2 separate regions of the Homo sapiens genome follow, and region 2 is linked to region 1. The links are chromatin loops, found by intact Hi-C in ENCODE. Cell type or tissue: B cell. All regions are shown on one strand. Each heading gives the region's core, and the rest is flanking DNA. Links, peaks and the distances in the headings are about the cores only. Region 1 overlaps LPIN2 (lipin 2). Region 2 overlaps MYOM1 (myomesin 1).

Region 1 (2,920 bases), core at 278-2,777:
TGAGCATTCAACTCTACTAAGTAGAAAGCAAAGTATTTCCCACAACTTAGTTTTTACCACGAGCTTGGTGATTCCACAGCAATAACTTCAACAAAAAGTTAACGTGTAACTTTCATTTTATGTATACCTACACACAACAGAGAGCTTCTTCCTTCAGTCAAAAATTACACTGGACCACAACAAATCCACTTCTGATCTCAACACAAATTCCTAATCTTAGCTTCTAAACATCTAGAAGTAACCCTAGAGAATATATATAGCCCATGAGTAGTTTGTGCCATTCTCATTTCTGAGAACCCAACTAAGCTTTGCAATATACCCTCTTTACAGAAAACATGCAAACCAGCAGCATACATGTATACCGACACAACCATACACAGATTTGTGCTCTGAGGATCCGATGGAACCCCTCTATGGTTAGTCTGCAGACCCCAAGTAAAAAACCTCTGGTTCTAAACCACACTGCTATTTGAAAGATGAGAGCATACAGGTATTGAAAAAGTCAATTACTTCCCAGCCAAAGTAGTTAAAACATGCTCAATCTAGCCTTACACCACACAGTAACAGCCCTTAAAATGAAGCAGTACAGACTGTACATAAATGTACGCCTATCATTCAAGAACTTGCCCAGTGCCTGTAATATCTCAGGTACCAATACTGCCTTTAGTCCTGGGTCCTGCACTTTAGAAGGCTCTGTGTATCATAAACCCAAAATACAAAGGCAGTAAGTGTTTTTCTTCTTCATTTCAGACCTCTAGGAAAGTTTTTTGAAGACAATTTAGCTAAAGGAACAGGTGGTTATCACAAGCCAAGCTGCCCCAGACCTGTGCCCTGGTCAGTGTAGATGTGTGCAGCAGACCTATGGTCAGGCTCCCTAGGGCAGCTGGCAAAGGACAAGGCTTCTGCAGGGCCACTGGTGGCCATGGAGGCCGGGCCATGGGGGTGGTGACTGGATTTATAGCTTTAAAAAAATTTTTTAATGATATATCATAGTTGGGGAGGACATATAATAATATTTTATACATGTATACAATGTGTAATGCTCAAATCAGGGTAAATGGGATATCCATCCCCTCGAACATTTATCTTTTCTTTGGATTTACAGCTTTTAATAGTTTAGATACAGGTTTTCTCAGCCTATTGACATTTTTGGTCAGATAATTCTTTGCTTGGGAGGTGAGGAGTGTAGCAGCCCTGGCCTCCAACCACCAGATGCCAGTAGCACCCTCCCCAGTGGTGACAGCCAAAAAAATGTCTCCGGTTATTTCTGAATGTCCCCGGCGGCGGGTGGGGGCGGTGTGTGGGCAAAATTGTCTGCAGCTGAGAACCACTGGTTTAAACAGATGGTATATGGCCCTGTATTGATAAGCCTGTTCTGACTGGGTCCCCACAAACATGTTAGGGGTGGGCCGGCAAGCACATGACTTGGCTGAATTTAGACAGGGAGTTTTATACCACAGCTCTCCCACTTGATACAGACCTCCAGGATGGAACCTTCTTCAGTTTCAGGTCAACCTAAGCTTCACAGGCCCCCTTCATATAGCAGGGTTCAGAGCACCTGTCAGGTAGGACTGCTGTGAGGATCCCATGAGGTGGTGCCTGGAAACCACCAGCTGCTTAATAAATGCTAGTTTTCTTTTTTCTTCTCATTAAAAAAGAACTATGAACTGAATAGTTCCAAGACCTATGCCACAGTAAGTGCTTAGCAGATGACTGTTAGGATAGGATTCTAGCCATCAAGGAGCTATTTAATAATGAGGGACACTGGAAAGGAAAACAAATGACTTTCTAAATCTAAATGCTTCAATCATCAGCTCTTTGCATGTTTTAACTTCCCAAACCATTTCCCTATGCCTTAAGACTCATCCAACTGAACCCCACTCTTCAGCCTATTTGTCCCCAGTGTCTTCTCTTCTTCCAAGTTTTGGTGTAAAACTGTTTAGTCACATCTACACTCTAGTATGAATATTGTCTTTTAAATCAATCACCTCTGAAGGCTACAATAAATTAATTCCACTGATACACCACTGTGTAACATGACATGAGGGCTCCCCTTTCTTCCTGAAAGAACTATCTTTAAATTTAATTTAGGTGCCACACAGGATAAAAATGAGTGTCAATACCACATAGTCACAGAACTCTTATACTCCAAAAGTAAATATGATTCATCTGACATGCGTGGTTCATCAGATGTTGCTTTGAATGGCTTCTGGCTATTTCCAAAAACCTAATCTACCTTGAAGGGTAAAGATTTTCCACCGCTGGGGATAAAAGGATACACTGTGAGACTCTGAAAGCAATTTAAAAAGGAAGGGGTGTTTCAAAATGTTTTCCAGAATGACAGCATAGATGAAATGTATATGCTGTCCCTAAAGTGCAAAGTACATTTCATTGTGTAAGTTTCTGGTCATATTCCTTCACAGTCACATTTTTTAAGCAGGGTACCAAGCTTCCTTATTACATGTGTATAACGGAGGACAAAACTGAAGAATTAGAGGTAATTAGCTCTATGGACAAACTTAAGACTTATTAATAAAATGTTACGGCCGGGCGCTGTGGCTCACACCTATAATCCCAGCATTTTGGGAGGCCGAGGCGGGCGGATCATGAGGTCAGGAGATTGAGACCATCGTGGTCAACACAGTGAAACCCCATCTCTACTAACAATACAAAAAATTAGCTGAGCGTGGTGGTGCATGCCTGTAATCCCAGCTACTCGGGAGGCTGAGGCAGGAGAATAGCTTGAACCCGGGAGTGGGAGGTTGCAGTGAGCCGAGATCGCACCACTGCAGTCCAGCCTGGTGACAGTGCAAGACTTCATCCCAAAAATAAAAGTGTTACATTGGTTCTTTTATAATGTCCATCAATTACATCATCCAACCTCTCCATTTCAACAGGCATGGTGACGTTGCAGAAAAGA
Region 2 (2,920 bases), core at 203-2,702, 160 kb after region 1:
TATTTTTAGTTCAAACAAATCTTATTTTGATTGGAATTGATAAAAGAGGAGCAAACGAAAGTATGAGATGGAATTTGCAAGTTTAGAAAGGAGGGCAGGAAGTTGGAGGGTTGGTGAAGAGTGACTGAAGAGCAATCAAGGAGCCTGATGAGACACGGTTGCCGGGGAAATGGTAACATTATTATTATTATTATTTTCAGATGGAGTCTCGCTCTGTCGCCTAGGCTGGAGTGCAGTGGCGCGATCTCAGCTCACTGCAACCTCCGCCTCCCGGGTTCAAATGATTCTCCTGCCTCAGCCTCCCGAGTAGCTGGGATTACAGGCGCCCGCCACCACGCCTGGCTAATTTTTTGTAATTTTTAGTAGAGACGGGGTTTCGCCATGTTGGCCCGGCTGGTCACGAACTCCTGACCTCAGGTGATCCACCCGCCTCGACCTCCCAGAGTGCTGGGATTACAGGTGTGAGCCACCATGCCCAGCCAGTGACATTATTTTATTTAGACTTTTACGATGCCACTACACGTACTGAAGGTAAAGAATAACATTGTGAATGTAGCACAGACCAGCAGTCCTCTACAAAGGTGGTTTTGCCCTTTAGGTGACATTTGGTAGTGTCTCCATGACACTGCTGGCATCTAGTGGGTAGAGACAAGGGATGTTGCTCAGCCTCCTGCAATGAACAGAACACCCCTAGCCACCTCCCACAACAACAAAGAATTACTGGCCTAAAGTGCCAGTAGGGCCAAGGTTGAGAAGCCTGGCATAAGCCTGAAATGTTACTATCCAACTCTTCTCATAATGTCATTTTACGTTCCCTATTGTTGGAGATGCCATATGGGTTTCCATGAAACAAATACAAGGCATGATTACAGGGCATGATTCATGTACCATGGTTTTGACATTAAGACTTGGAGACTACATATATTAAAAGATTATTATTATTGTTATTATTGAGACAGGGTCTTGCTCTGTTGCCCAGGCTAGAGTGCAATGGTGTAATCACAGCTCACTGCAGCCTTGACCTCCTGGGCTCTAGCGATCCTCCCACCTCAGCCTCCTGAGTAGCTGGGACTTACAGCTGTGTGCTACCATGCCTGGCTTTTTTTTTTTTTTTTTTTTTCATTTTTTTCATTTTTTTTTTTTAAAAGATGGGGTCTCTCTATGTTGCCCAGGTTGGTCTCAGAACTCCTAGGCTCAAGCCATCCTCCCACCTTAGCCTCTCCAAGTGCTGGGATTACAGGTGTGAGCCACCACGCCAGGCCTGAAAAAATGATTTTTGACAGTCTAATATGAGAACTCAGACATAGATTAGATATAACGTTGTCTATCTGTTTTTCCTTTGATATAGAGAGACGCACTGTGCTGAGATATTAATGCTCTAAGGGTGGACTCCAAGGTAAAGAAATAGACCTTGAGCCAGAAAGAAAATTATTTTTATTATTTTTGGAATGTATAATAACAGGAATAAAAATGCTCTCCAGCCTCTTTGCTTTTATACTTCATTCCACACACAATGCCTGGAACTCAGTTTAACAACATAAATGTTTCTGAATAAAATAAAATAAAATATAAAATAATAAAATAAAATAAAATAAATAAAATAAAATAAAATAAAATAAAATAAAACCCTTAAGAGAATGGCTAAGGCAATGTTTGCGAAGGATTCTCCCCCTCGGATTTTCTGATGAAAAAAGGATTTCTTGTTCTTGTCTCCCTCTAGTGGAAGGGAGAGAAACAACCTTGCAATGAAGCTGATTCTTGCAGTCATTTTAAAAAGGTTTAGGGAAGGTCCTGAAAAATGAAAAGTGCTTACTTTTAAGTCTAGCTTTCTCAGCCGGATCCAGAGCAGCCACGGGCTCGGAAACTCGAGATGGGAAACCTATTCCCATTTTATTCACAGCTCGAACTCGGAAGATATAGGAACGACCTTCGATCAATCCAGTGACAGGAAAACGAGCAAACTTCACAGGTGTGTCATTGCACTGCGACCAGCTATCTGTGCCCACCTCACACCTAAAGGAATGAGCGTGATTGACAAAAATATTAAAAGAAGTATGGCTTAATGAATATCTCCAGAGCTGCAGAATCACCCAGTTGTTTCAGATCTTCTCCCTATAAAATATCCAAGTCAGGCGTGGCTCGCTACCTGGTGAACTGCATGCAGGCACTCCGTTTCACTCAAATGCACTGTGTCTTCTTTACCAAGAGGAAAGAAGCCTCAGGTCCTTCCTGAACTCGTAAAAAGCAGGCATCTGAGGGGCCTTGTGTAGAAAGCAGAGGGGTTTGGGGGTTGCTGGGATAAGCAGATAAATATCTCCAATCTTAGCATTGGAGAAGATCCCCAAACATCTCCCCGGCTGATGCCTTCAATTCTACCATTAGTGACTTCTTTGTCTTCTTTAGGTATTTTCTTTGAAAAACAGAGGTATTATTGAGAAAATTGGCGTCTTAAAACCTAACTATTTGCACTGTAGTTTGGAAAAGAGTTCACCATATTTCCTCACTTCATGGTCATTCCATCCTGTGTAGAGGGTAAGAAGGTTATTGTGAAGATGTTTGTTTCTTTAACAGAAGAGACTGATGACAGGTGGGGAGATGCCCAGTCCTGGCAGGGGCAGATTGAGTGGGTACTTGGAAACACTGATTTCTAATTGAGTGCTTTTACAGCAGTTGGTACCTGGGGATGGAGTGGGTCATTCCCAGCAGACAAATATGACAGCTCATATCATGCTGTTGGCCTGATCAACAAAGCTTTAGGGGTTCAACATGTGATTAAATTTTACAGATTAGGATTAAGCAGCTCTTACTTTTTTTATGAGCAGAGTGCTGTACTTTTAGCTCATATCATTTCCCCAACATGGGCTCTATGTCCAAAATGTGTAATTCCCAAATGATTCTCAGGGGCGTGGGGGTTGCCAGT

What was found. A loop is a pair of places that touch in the nucleus more often than their neighbours do. Peaks named below come from ENCODE experiments on the same cell type or tissue, not always from the same donor. Only the 100,000 strongest peaks of a DNase experiment are listed, where the experiment ranks them.
Region 2: it touches region 1 in a loop (2.9-fold over the local background); 12 of 110 quality-filtered maps call a loop at or near these places.

Annotation. Positions count from the first base shown.
Region 1 is chr18:2,993,515-2,996,434 of GRCh38, forward strand. All of the region lies in intron 1 of LPIN2 (lipin 2), which reads right to left. Among named protein-coding and RNA genes, the nearest start is that of LPIN2, 18 kb to the right of the region's middle. In B cell, for the core only: a CTCF peak has its summit at 1,225 (motif pointing right); a DNase peak (open chromatin) is centred at 1,247; H3K4me3 peaks cover 435 bases; H3K27ac peaks cover 292 bases.
Region 2 is chr18:3,149,881-3,152,800 of GRCh38, forward strand. It overlaps MYOM1 (myomesin 1), which reads right to left. Exons shown (of 38, transcript NM_003803.4): 12 at 1,814-2,013. Among named protein-coding and RNA genes, the nearest start is that of MYOM1, 69 kb to the right of the region's middle. In B cell, for the core only: CTCF peaks have their summits at 1,731 (motif pointing left) and 1,930; a DNase peak (open chromatin) is centred at 1,751.